Regions from separate parts of the Homo sapiens genome. Here all the other regions are linked to region 3. Evidence: chromatin contacts called from ENCODE Hi-C or POLR2A ChIA-PET data. All regions are on one chromosome and are shown on one strand. Each heading gives the region's core, a stretch centred on a gene start or an enhancer-like site at or near the end of the contact. The rest is flanking DNA. Distances are from core to core; before and after follow the strand shown. Region 1 has its middle 20 kb from the start of FOS. Region 2 has its middle 48 kb from the start of FOS. Region 3 holds the start of FLVCR2 (FLVCR choline and putative heme transporter 2). Region 4 overlaps TTLL5 (tubulin tyrosine ligase like 5).

Region 1 (2,862 bases), core at 273-2,772, 320 kb after region 3:
GTCCCTGACTTAATCAGAATGAAGTTCATTACGATAAAGAGCTGTGCCCTTTGGTCCTGTTTGCATTAAGCAGGCTCTTAATTTCATTTAATTTCACTACATCTCTGAAGGAAATTATAGGCTATAAGGCTAGCCAAAGAGTCGGAGGGGAGGACAGATAGCAAGCATATCCACCAGAGGAGATAGAGGAAAGGAGGTAGTGGGCTAAGATTAGAGCATAGAGGACAGAGATTCCCCTTATCAACCCCAATCTATGAAACTAATTTTACTTTCTTGTTTTTAACTTGACGTTTGTATCAGTCTCTCTCTTTCTCTCTGGGTTTTAGAAACATGTTATCAGGTCATCTAAACCTTTTATGAAACATTTCAGACTTGTACGTGCATGAGCTGGTGAAGATTTATTATATTTGACACCATAACTACAGATTTTAAGGCATTCTTTTAAGCGCAACTTGACTGAAACCCCTGAGGCTAGATCGCTATCTTTTGCCAGATGTTAACTTGGTTTCACTGATGGAAACCCAGGGTAAGGTTAAAACTGTTTCTGGACACATTCGTACCTTGGAATGTTTAACTCCATCAGTATATTAGTATTAGATATCAAGAAACCTGGGCTCTTGATCTGTGTTCATCTCTGTCTTCAATTTCTTTCTGTTTCTATTGGAGAAATCAAATGGTCCCCCCGATTTGAATTAAAACAGGCGGAGAGGAAAGAATAAGATCCAATGAGCCCATAAATAGAAGTACCCACCCAGGTCCTTTGGGATTCTTTGGTATCTATTCAGGTTACAAGAAATCTGCCCATCTCTGGGTGGGAATACGGATAAATGATGTCATTCAACAGAATTAGGACCAGACGGGGAAATGTATCCAAATCCTGCAGGGGGTAGCACTGAATGCAGGCTTTAGATATGGAAAGGCCTCCGAGTGCTCTCAAGCATAAACAAGAGTAACCGTGAAGGCAACACAGTTTCTGGGATGTGACTGAGAGGGTAACGGCACTTCTGAGATGTGCTGGGGGGTGGGAGCAGGGGTTATAACACCAAATATTGGGTTGTGACAGACGCCGGGCATGAGGGCCATAATTCCCACAATGGACTAGAGCACAGTGGAACTATGTCATCTGCTGGGCTGTAATCGGTAGGAGCAAGCTGCACGTTCAGCACGTTTTCTCCTGGATCCCATCCTTGGCGACCGATCTAGACCTCAGCCTCCAGGATCTGTTAGAGAAATAAACAAGTGGGAGACAACAACCAAAACAGCAACACAGTCGAGCGGGCGCGGGAGACGAAGCTCCGCCTTTGGAAGCCTCGGGCCAATCAGAAGCCTGTTGCTGGGGCCCGGTGTTTGGCCGCCTGACGTTCCCATGGAGACGGAAGAACGTTACACACCAAACACTGGCGACGTTGACGTCTATGCATTATATCCATGGAGACGACAGAGTAAACGTCATCCCCCCACACTTCCCCGCCTCCCTTAGCGCCAGGGGCTGAGGGAGCGACGCAGGCGTCGCCGTCACGTGCTGGACGCCAGGAGCGAAGCCCGGTGGGCGGGGCCTGTTGCTATGACTGCAGCTGCGGCTGTTTGGAGCTGCAATTAGAAAGTGCTGAGGTGGCAGTGGAGCCAGAACCGATTCTGGAACAGCTTCTCCCGCCCCCGGGCCAGAGAGGGTTCCCCAGCCCCTGGAAAGCCAGGACACCCCCTAGGCTGTCCCAGCACGCCTCAGCCTCAGGTCCTGAGCCAACATCTCTCTGCGCTGCCTGTGAATCCAGACTGTGACTCCAGACTGAGGGCCAAACCGAGACCACTCCCTCCACCGTCAGTTGGCCATAATTGTCAGGGTGACCTCCCCGACCGACCGTCTCCACCGACCGTCTCCTCCAGACAGCAGCCCACAGAACAGCCACCGACCAAACTGCCTTGCCCATGAGACAGGAGCAAAACCAGCTTAGAAAACTTTCCCACTGTTGGAGTAAAACCCAGAATTCTCCCAGAAAGGAGAAGCATAAGGAACTTTGAATTTATCTTTTATACTTTAAAAGCAGCAGAACTTGAGACATTCATTCCTCGGAGCTTTGTTGAAGAATTGAGGAAGGGGTGCTTAATAATCCCATTCAAGAATAGTTCCTCTGGAAGGGAGAGAAAACTCAGAAATCCCTGAGTACTGTGATACTCCAAAATGGGAAGGCCTGGAAAAACCTAGGTCATTAAAAACTGAAGCTTAAATTTCTACATTGCTTAATTTTGTCTCAACTGCACAAGCCAACAGAGTGTGAGAAATCTCTCTGCGTGCCAGCCTCCCTTTTCGTCACACAACTCTGGAAACAGTTATAGGAAGATTGCAGCAACAAATTGTAAACAAAACCAGGTCAAGAAACAGAGGAGAGGGCCAGGCAGGGTGGCTCAGGCCTATAATCCCAGCACTTTGGGCAGCTGAGGCAGGTGGATCACCTGAAGTCAGGAGTTCAAGACCAGCCTGGGCAACATGGCGAAACCTCCTCTCTAATTAAAAAATAAAAAATAAAAATAAAAATTAGCCAGGCTTGGTGGCGGGCGCCTGTAATCCCAGCTACTCGGGAGGGTGAGGCAGGAGGATCGCTTGAAACCAGGAGGCGGAGGTTGCAGTGAGTCAAGATCGCGCCACTGCACACTCCAGCCTGGGCGACAGAGCGAGACTCTGTCTCAAAAAAAAAGAAGAAAGAAACAGGAGTGAAAAGTTGAGATGACCATGTGAAGCCAGCCAACCTGAACAAAATGTAACTTTTGAATGATAAGGCACAGCTGAGCGGCCCAGACTTTGAATTTTCTCCAAATATCATGATCTTCCATCCTGGCTGAATTTAAATGGTGTCTTTTGTATTT
Region 2 (3,050 bases), core at 530-3,029, 350 kb after region 3:
TGGTACCAAGTATCTGGGAGCTAATAGGTAGGAAGTAATACATGCTTGTTGAATTAATGTCATGCAAACCCAAAATTGGCTGCTATCTCTACTGCCTGAGTATTTTTAACAGAGGTAATCTTTTCTTTTTCTTTTTCTTTCTTTTCTTTTCTTTTTTTTTAGACCAAGTCTCACTCTGTTGCCCAGGCTGGTGTGCAGTGGTGTGATCTCAGCTCACTGCAACCTCTGCCTCCTGGGTTCAAGCGATTCTAGTGCCTCAGCCTCCCGAGTAGCTGGGACTACAGGCGGGAGTCACCACGCCCAGCTAATTTTTGTATTTTTAGTAGAGACAGGGTTTTACCATGTTTACCAGGCTGGTCTCGAACTCCTGACCTCAGATGTTCCACCCAGCTTGGCCTCCCAAAGTGCTGGGATTACAGGTGTGAGCCACCGTGCCCGGCCAGAGGTAATCTTTCTGACATCTTGTGTGTGTGTAGGGCTGGCTCAGTTGTCCATAACATTTTGTATGTACATACATAGATTTAATTATTAATTTAATGAATTCTATAGTAGCCCCTAAAAGAAGATATGGTTTCAGATTTCCCCTCTGGTTTTAGGCTATAACATTTCTCTTGAATGTTCTGAGAATATCAGATCCTCCATGACAATGTCTTTAAAATTGTGTCGAGTAACACTAACCCTTAAATGGGCTGTGGGCAGCTGTCAAGTTTCAGGCCTCAACTCTTGGCAAGACATTGTCTCTCTCAGAGGCCTTTAGAATGTCTCCAAAGCACGCTACAGTGTATCTGCTGAACTGTTAGCCAACAGCCTCTGTATCTCATGGGCAGGTATCAGTTTCACTGTTGTAATATCCCCTCAACAACCATTGCAATGGCCAGGACATGTGGCCTGGCCTGTGGTTCAGAAACATAGTCACTGTAGCCATATATGACCCCAGAAACAGGGAACAGGTCTATGAGGTTGATTTGCCTGATTCCTACTCCACCCCCACATATGTGTATGCACACACACAGACACATACATGCATGTGTGCACACACACCCATATACATGCAGGTGTGCACACACACCCATATACACGCATGTGTGCACACACATGCACCCACCTTATTGGCGCCACTGATAATATAAAATACCTGTAACAAGGGACAGAACTTTTTATTTTTCTATGTGTAAGAAGATTTATGGGGTAAAAGCTCCTGAATAGGCCGGGCGCGGTGGCTCGTGTCTGTAATTCCAGCACTTTGGGAGTCTGAGGCAGGTGGATCACAAGCTCAAGAGATCAAGACCATACTAGCCAACATGGTGAAACCCCATGTCTACTAAAAATACAAAACTTCGCTGGGCGTGGTGGCGCACTCCTATAGTCTCAGCCACTAAGGAGGCTGAGGCAAGAGAATTGCTGGAACCCTGGAGGTGGAGGTTGCAGTGAGCCAAGATCACGCCTGGGAAACAGAGCGAGACTCCAGAAAAAAAAAGAAAGAAGAAGAGAGAGAGCGAGAGAAAGGAAGAAAAAAGAAAGGAAGGAAGGAAGGAAGGAAGGAAGGAAGGAAGGAAGGAAGAGAGAGGAGGGATTTCTCAAGGATCAGCGTATCTAAGCCAAAGGCCTTAGGGGAAGGGAGAGAAAGGAAGTGCGGGGCTTGGCAGGCACCTCTCCCTGCCTTTGATTCAGACATTCCTGGTGCTTACTGGGTGTAGACACTTTTCTCTCAGCCTGCTTCCTTGTAGGCAAAATGGGTGTAATAATCGCACTCACCTCATGGGGTTATTTTAAGAATTATATGAAACAATGCATGTTAGGCAGACAATTCAAGGCTCAGCACACAGAAAGCCACCCTTTAGCTATTACCAGTATTTGACCTGTAATCAGGCTCAAAGAGTGTCTTTTAGGGTCTCAAAAATTGGGTGCAAATTGGCTCTCCTCAGTAGTTGGTGGTTGCTCATCAGGTGTTTAGGACGTCTGCAAAGTAAGGAGGTCTGACAGACTCCTCATTGTAAGCTGTTCCCTAGTCACTCTGCCCCCATACTGGGAGTGGCAAGGGAGGCATTTGGCAAGAAACCCAGCAGTGAGACAATAGGTGTGAAAGATGAACAGGAAGTGTGGTTTGGAAGCAAGTGCTAGCACCAAACCACTCATGGAGAACACCTAATCTGGCTGCTGATTGGGCGCTGAGCCATCACTCATATCAAGCTTCAATGGGAAGGTTTGTATCCATGCCCAAACTTACAGCACACGGACCTTCACCAGGGAGATTGACTGAACTGGTGACCAAGGGCTCCCTTGAGACAGCATGGCCTTTGGCCTTCCAGGTTCAAATCCTAGGTCACTCAGTTACTACCTGAGGCACATTATTTAACCTCTTGGAGCCCCATCTGTCTTATCTTTGAAACAGGCATGGCTGTTGGGAGGGTTAGTGGAGATAACATGGAAAGAGCCTAGCACAGGGCCTGGCCCACTCCACAAATGCGAGCTCCCTCCCATTTCCCCTCCCAGGCATCTGAGACACCCCTCCACCCCTTCCTTGTCTCCTCACTGAAGACAGTTAAGCATGCTGTCTGGGGATGACGCCAGTTCTTGATTATTTGATATTGCCACACATCTGGCCTTATCACTGACTATTGACTATAAGACTGGCTGCCCTCTGCTCCACCTGGCTCCTTCCGGCCAGGTGGCTTCTCCTGACGCACTTGGACAACAGTGAAGGGTTGGGCCAGGTCGCCTGGTGGCACCAGGGTTGATGTGAAAGAGTTTTTCCTCAATATTCCAAACTTAAGAGAAGGAATGACTTTAAAAATGCATATGTATCTGCATGCCTGAAACACACACCTTTGAGAAGTTTCCTTCCTTTGAGTACCCAGACTGCAGTTGTTCTGACAAGTGCCCTGCCTGATCCTCCCTCTGAACACTTTCGTAGTTCCCAAGCTTCTCTTCCAGATAATCTAGGGTTCCTGTTTCTCAGCTCATCTCCTAAATGTTGGGGTTCTAGGAGATTCTGCCGTCAGTGCCCCCACCCACCATGCTCTCTGCATGACCTCAACCACAGCCATACC
Region 3 (3,076 bases), core at 562-3,061:
GGCAGTGGTCTGGCTAAAGGACGTTTGCTTTAAATATTCCCATAAATATTTGCTTCGAGTATTTGGAGACGGCATTCAGGTTCACAACCTGCCCAGCTTTCTGGATCATAACCACATTGAGATGCAAAGAATTTGAGCTTCTCCTTCCAATAAGAAAGAAAGAGAAAAAGATTAAGACATGAACTACCCTTTCTAGGCCATGGAAACTCAGAGTGAGATTTCTACTCCATCCTGCTGGACTTGGCTCTAAATCCCAGGCAAGGAGTTTGGCACAAAGCACTGCTCCCACTGTCCTGGCTTCAGCTGTGTGTAAAACAAGGTAAAAGCAGTGCCAAACACCACCAGGCATGGCTTTGCAATTCTATGCAGTAGAGGAGATACTGCACTCTAGGAAAGCTGGTTGGTCCAACTGAAAGCACTGCCAAGTTCTGATGACACCAGAATAGTCTGATGCCCAGGGGCTGCTGCCAGACAGAAGAGCATTCCTGAAATTACAGGTCTAAGTTGGTGGACTGACACAGGTTCGAGAACGACACAGCGAAGGTATAGTATGTTCTAGAAGCATGCTTTTGGCTGGGGCAAGAGCAACTGTGGATGAAAGAGCAGGTCCCCCTGCTTTTGTTTCCCGCCTCTCTTACAGCATCACAATCACTGCCTGTCACACCCAGTTACTGTCACCCAGAGTCACAAACACTGTTGGACAATCAGCAAATTATAGCCTACCACACCCAATAGTTAGGTGCAATCTAACACACGCCCCTGGGAACATTCACAAACTGTTCTACCTACCTGATTGCCAAAGACAGCCACGGAGCAGGCTGTTGAAACCTCATTAGCCCCGAACCAGACGGAAGCGATGCGGGAGGGCATGCCCAGGATGAAAACCTGGGCCACAGAGCAGATGAGCTGGCCCACCACGGTGACCGGAAAGAGATGCGGCTTCAGGCTGCCCAGCTTCACCCAGGCCCCCAGGCAGTTGAGAGCCGAGCCAGTGAGAGCAATGGTGCGCAGGCCGAACTTCTCCAGCAGCCAAGCCACTGGCAGGAGCAGAGGGATGTAAGTCAGCATGTAGCACATGGACAGCCAGTCAATGGCAAAGGCACTGACACCGTAGAAGTGCATGAAGATGTTATTGATGGAGCCGTACTGGATCCACTGAAAGGAGTTGCACATGGAGTAGCAGCTAAACACCAGGACCACGGCCCAACGGCGCCTGCTCACCTTGATCACGCTGAGGTCCTCAGGGCCCGAGCTACTGGGGTGAGCCAAGCCACTGGGTTGGGCTAAGGCACTGGGGTGGGCCGAACTGCTGGGGTGGACAGAGACGCTGGGGTTGATGGAGACGCTGGGATGGACCGAGACGCTGGGATGGACCGAGACGCTGGGGTCCGCTTGGAGTGCGGACTCCGGCACAGGGGTGTCATCGCTCTCTTCCTGGTTGGGACCTTCATTCACCATCGCCACAGTCTCCTCTGGAATCCTGGAGAAGTGGTGAGGACTCCGGCAGTCTTAAGGGACAGTGGCCTCTGCTGGTCTCTTAGAGTTGAAAGGACACTTGCCTATTCCAGAAGAAACAGAGACTAGAGGCTGCGTAAAAGCCTCAAGTGGGGCTTCCTGTGCTCACCTCCAAGCTCCTGCTCCCACTTTTGCTTGGGGCTCTCTGTTGCCACCCGCGGCGATCGCTGTCCCAAGGCCGGCCGCACACGCCGCAGCCGGCTCCGGACCGCTCCTGCCTTGGGTCTCCCCACGAGGCGTTCCTTGTGCAGGAAAAGTTCTCTCCTTGCGCAGCCACTTCGCCCGCAGAGTCCTCTCCCGGGCCAGCTTGGGGCCTCGCCCAGTCGGGCACACGTGACCGCCCCGCCCCCGTCCTGCCTGGCTTCTTCCGCCCCCAACCCCCCCGCCACCACTCCACCCCCGACCCAGTGTCTCTTGCCTTCTCGAGCCCGGTCCTCCGGGCAGAGCAGTTGTTTCGCCACAGCTTGCGGGATGCATTCCTCCCCCACGCCCCGGGCGCCATGGAAACCGCCCGGTTAACCCCCACCCTTTGCACTGCCCCTCATATTCATTTGCCACCCGCTATCAGCGGACCCTGCAAGAAGATCCGCCTTCCCGAAGTAATGCCCAAAATAGAGCCTCTCCGGTGCCTGTCCGCATGCCCTGCGCGCGTGCACCAAAGCCCGGCGCCACCTAAGTGTTCTGGGGAATTCAAGAGGGATTCCCCAACTTTCTCCCCCTTGGCTTAGGCTCCCAGCCCTTTGCTGAACTAAAGAGAGATTTGTAGATTTCCCGGGCTGGTTGCGCTCCTGGGTTAAAGGGGAGTTACAGAAAACTCGCTTTACTCGCTTCTTTCCCTGCGGACGTGGTTTTGTCTTGGGGAGGTTAGATTTGAACCTGTTATGTGGGGCTATTTTTCCTGATGGATTCTGGGCGAAGACCCTAGGGTGCGGGGGAGGGAAAGGAGAGTTTGAAGAAGCCGAAGAAGCTGTCCGCGGTTGTGTGATGGAACGCTTAGCACAGAGCTGGCTCCGGGCTTGGTCTTGGAAGCGGTCTTTGAACTCAAGCAGCCCTAGTCTGCCACCTGCCGGTCCTAGCCCATTTCAAAGGGCAAACCCTCGACTCGTTGCACTGACCTCTGTCCTTGGCGAGGGATCCTGGTAAGGAGCCCAAATTCTCCCTGAGTTCAAACACCAGCTTAGCTACAATGAGGTGCCACTGTAGACCAAGGAACTCCACCTCTCTGCGCTTCAGTTTCTTCATCTGTAAAATGGAAATGATGAAATAATAGTACCTACCTCACCGTGTTGTTCTGAGACTTGAATGAATTAATACACGAATGCACTTAGAAAATTCCTGCCACATAGTAAGCATTCCGCGAATGCTGGCTATCCTAGCAAAAAGCTAACATTTGTTGTACAGTGCTAAACAAATTGAATGCATTAGCTCATTTATGCATCACAAGAATTCTGTGATAAAGTTACTATTGCTGGCCTAAATTTTATAGACAAGAAAACCCAGACTCAGAGAAGTGAAGTAACTTCTTTCTGAAGGTCCCAGCTGGCAAGAAGAGCCATAATTC
Region 4 (2,950 bases), core at 376-2,875, 290 kb before region 3:
AGAATTGAGGAGAGGCCGGGCGTGGTGGCTCACGCCTGTAATCTCAGCTCTCAGGGAGGCAAGAGGTGGGAGGATAGCTTGAGCCCAGGAGTTCAAGACCTGCCTGGGCAATATAGCGAGACCCCGTTCTCCAGAAAAAGGAAAAAAAAAAAAAAAAGATTGAGGTAATTGGGATGACGTCTAGGCCTAAGTGCAGGAAAACTTTTCTTTTGAGATGGTGCTTATGAATAGTAGGAGACTGGTGAAGAGACCTGATAATAACTTTTCAAACATAGTTTCATCGGAGTCAGTAAGTACTTGTTGGCTGGGTATGGTGGCTCACGCCTGTAATCCCAGCACTTTTGGAGGCGAAGGTGGGTGGATCACAAGGTCAGGAGTTCAAGACCGTCCTCACCACTATGGTGAAAACCCCATCTCTACTAAAAATACAAAAATTAGCCTGGCGTGGTGGTGTGCGCCTGTAGTCCCAGCTACTCAGGAGGCTGAGGCAGGGGAATCGCTTGAACCCGGGAGGCAGACGTTGCAGTGAGCTGAGATTGCGCCACTGTACTCCAGACTGGTCAACAGAGTGAGACTCCATCGCAAAAAAAAAAAAAAAATACTTGTTGAATGTATACATTGCAAGTTAGAATTTATGTAATAGTACTTACAGTTGCTGTTTATTGAATGCCTTATTAGCAGCAGGAGGCAGCATATAGCATAATAGCCATGAGCTTGGATGCTGCAGGCTGACAGACCTGGGTTCAAATCCCAGTTCTACCATTTATTACTTATGTGACACAGAGAAAGTTATCTAACTGATACTATGCTTTTTCATCTGTGAAATGAGGCTAATAAGAGGGCAGCTGTAAAGATCCACTGAGATAATACAAAAAAATGGCCACTTTGGTGCTTGACATATGGTAATATCAATATCACATCCTGAGAACTACAATCATGATAATACACAGGTATATATCATCATCTTCAAATTAGAGATAAGGAAAATGAGGTTTTAAAAGTTTGAATAACCTGTCTTAAGTCACGGACTAGACAGGGCCAAGACTTAAGCTGTGGGTTATCTGACTCCAAAGCCTGTCTAGAGTGGCCTATTTCCAAAACAACCGAATGCAGTATTATTTCATGTATTTTCTATGTATTTTCATTAAATAAGAATAAAAGTTTGGCTTGGCAAAATCTACTAAATCAAGTGGTCCTAGGAAAATCAATAATAACTAAAAGCTAGACACTAAGTATGAGTTCCTGCTAAAAGTCAAGTGGGAAAATAAAATAGAACAAAAGAACCAACCAAACAAAAAAACAACGAAGCAATAGGTTATGACATTAAGTTCCGGAGTCAATATGCTCTGGAACTTAAACACACACACACACACACACACACACACACACACACACACACACACACACTCCTCCCCTCTCATGTCCCCAGTCCAACCTTCCTCTCTGATACGCCATTATAAAGATGTATCAAGACACCTCCTGCATGGCTAGACTGTTTGCCTGCTCTTTGTGCCACGCTGAGGAGCTAGCATGTTATTGCCAGCTGCTTGGAAAAAGACAGGGTGCCTGCTGAATTTCTCTTTCTTTCCCCTCCCCTCCTCCACAACACAAACACACAGCAGCTGAAGGCTTGGCGAAACAGAATTCATTCCTGCAGGAGGAGGCAGAATTTTTTTAGACACGTGCAATGAACTTTTAGGAGCAAAATAACAAGACATGGTTCGGTTTATATGGGAATCCTTTCCACACCTGTGGGATTGTGTATATACACACACAGCATTAGCAAAAAGCTTGTTACACACTGCACTCAAGATGTTACCAGCAAACTGAAAGACCTCTTGATGTGAACAATGAGCTGCTGCCAGTCCTGCCTGTTATAGGAACATTAGTTTCTGCTAGGATTATTGAATCCAGATTAGTTTGGTAAACTTGGACATGGTGGGAAGGGAAAAGTAAAGAACAGATGGGGCAGAAGGATGAGAGAAATTTAGGACGCACAGTTTTCTCCTACCTTGAGTTATTTACTAATGTTGAAAATTAAGTCTACTAAAAATTGAAGGGGTTTCGAAAGAGACCGGAACCAGTGAAGAATTAAGATGTATTTAAAATCTCTCCTTTCTCCCATGATTGTTAAAGGAAACTTCGGCAATTCTGTGTTGGCCATCAATATGTCCTTAATTTTTCTGCTTTTGGGGCTCTTTTTCACTGTGGATGAGGCAGAGAAGAGAGTGGGAGGGAAGGAAGCAGGGAGTGGGTTGGGAGCAGAAGTTTAACAAAGGATCACTTTAACAGAAACTACTGAGTAATCGCTCTGTCCTGCGCCAAGAATAACATCAGCTCAATGTCTGCAATTAGAATCAGGTCAGTCAGGCCTCACAGCCGGTGCAGCCCTCCTCACAGACCCCAGCATGGAGAGCTACTCATGCTGATGTCACCAGTAGTCACTGTTACCCAAGAAAGTCCCCGACTCAGCTGAAAGAAAAGTTTTCTTTTGCCTTCTCCTTCAGGGGCAGGAAGACAGCAGGAGAAGAAAGACAGAATTAGAAGACATGCATTGGGCTGTATCAATATATAACAGATTTGTTTGATCATTCCTAACTCTTGAGATTCAGTACTTCCCACAACCATCCTGAAATTTTTTTTTTGCTTTTTTTTTTTTTTTGGAGACAGTCTCAATCTGTCACTCAGGCTGCAGTGGAGGGGCATGATCTTGGCTCACTGCAACCTCCGCCTCCCGGGTTCAAGTGATTCTCCTACCTCAGCCTCCTGAGTAGCTGGGATTATAGGCATGCGCCACCACGCCCGGCTAATTTTTGTATTTTTAGTAGAGACGGGGTTTCACCATATTGGTCAGGCTGGTCTCGAACTCCTGACCTTGTGATCCACCTGCCTTGGCCTCCCAAAGTGCTGGGATTACAGGCATAAGCCACCACGCCCGGCCCTGAAATTC

What was found. A loop is a pair of places that touch in the nucleus more often than their neighbours do. ChIA-PET counts read pairs that join two places held with the same protein, here RNA polymerase II (POLR2A). Pooled maps may share reads with other maps.
Region 1: a loop to region 3 is called in a pooled map, with 5 times the contacts of the local background. The contact joins the enhancer-like site here to the promoter of FLVCR2 in region 3. A Hi-C loop is called at or near these places in 1 of 168 maps with a recorded cell type or tissue (CD4-positive, alpha-beta memory T cell) and 9 of 50 pooled maps. POLR2A ChIA-PET finds 5 or more read pairs at or near these places in 3 of 52 experiments (GM10248, OCI-LY7 and activated CD4-positive, alpha-beta memory T cell).
Region 2: a loop to region 3 is called in a pooled map, with 2.2 times the contacts of the local background. The contact joins the enhancer-like site here to the promoter of FLVCR2 in region 3. A Hi-C loop is called at or near these places in 1 of 168 maps with a recorded cell type or tissue (CD4-positive, alpha-beta memory T cell) and 8 of 50 pooled maps. POLR2A ChIA-PET finds 5 or more read pairs at or near these places in 1 of 52 experiments (activated CD4-positive, alpha-beta T cell).
Region 4: a loop to region 3 is called in a pooled map, with 2.4 times the contacts of the local background. The contact joins the enhancer-like site here to the promoter of FLVCR2 in region 3. A Hi-C loop is called at or near these places in 4 of 50 pooled maps.

Annotation. Positions count from the first base shown.
Region 1 is chr14:75,257,736-75,260,597 of GRCh38, reverse strand. No RefSeq gene overlaps it. Among named protein-coding and RNA genes, the nearest start is that of FOS, 20 kb to the left of the region's middle. RefSeq lists enhancers at 1,037-1,296, 1,477-2,455, 303-2,862. Within about 2 kb of position 1,522, at least 37 of the 41 ENCODE cell types and tissues checked have a DNase peak (open chromatin) inside an H3K27ac peak, as active enhancers do.
Region 2 is chr14:75,229,325-75,232,374 of GRCh38, reverse strand. No RefSeq gene overlaps it. Among named protein-coding and RNA genes, the nearest start is that of FOS, 48 kb to the left of the region's middle. RefSeq lists a cis regulatory region at 2,077-2,632. Within about 2 kb of position 1,779, at least 20 of the 41 ENCODE cell types and tissues checked have a DNase peak (open chromatin) inside an H3K27ac peak, as active enhancers do.
Region 3 is chr14:75,577,355-75,580,430 of GRCh38, reverse strand. FLVCR2 (FLVCR choline and putative heme transporter 2) reads right to left here and starts at 1,811. Exons shown (of 10, transcript NM_017791.3): 1 at 790-1,811. The coding sequence starts at 1,458. It overlaps FLVCR2-AS1 (FLVCR2 antisense RNA 1), which reads left to right and starts at 843. Exons shown (of 3, transcript NR_110552.1): 1 at 843-2,654. RefSeq lists a silencer at 1,866-1,935 and an enhancer at 2,646-2,705.
Region 4 is chr14:75,867,471-75,870,420 of GRCh38, reverse strand. All of the region lies in intron 29 of TTLL5 (tubulin tyrosine ligase like 5), which reads right to left. Among named protein-coding and RNA genes, the nearest start is that of TGFB3, 110 kb to the left of the region's middle. Within about 2 kb of position 1,625, at least 20 of the 41 ENCODE cell types and tissues checked have a DNase peak (open chromatin) inside an H3K27ac peak, as active enhancers do.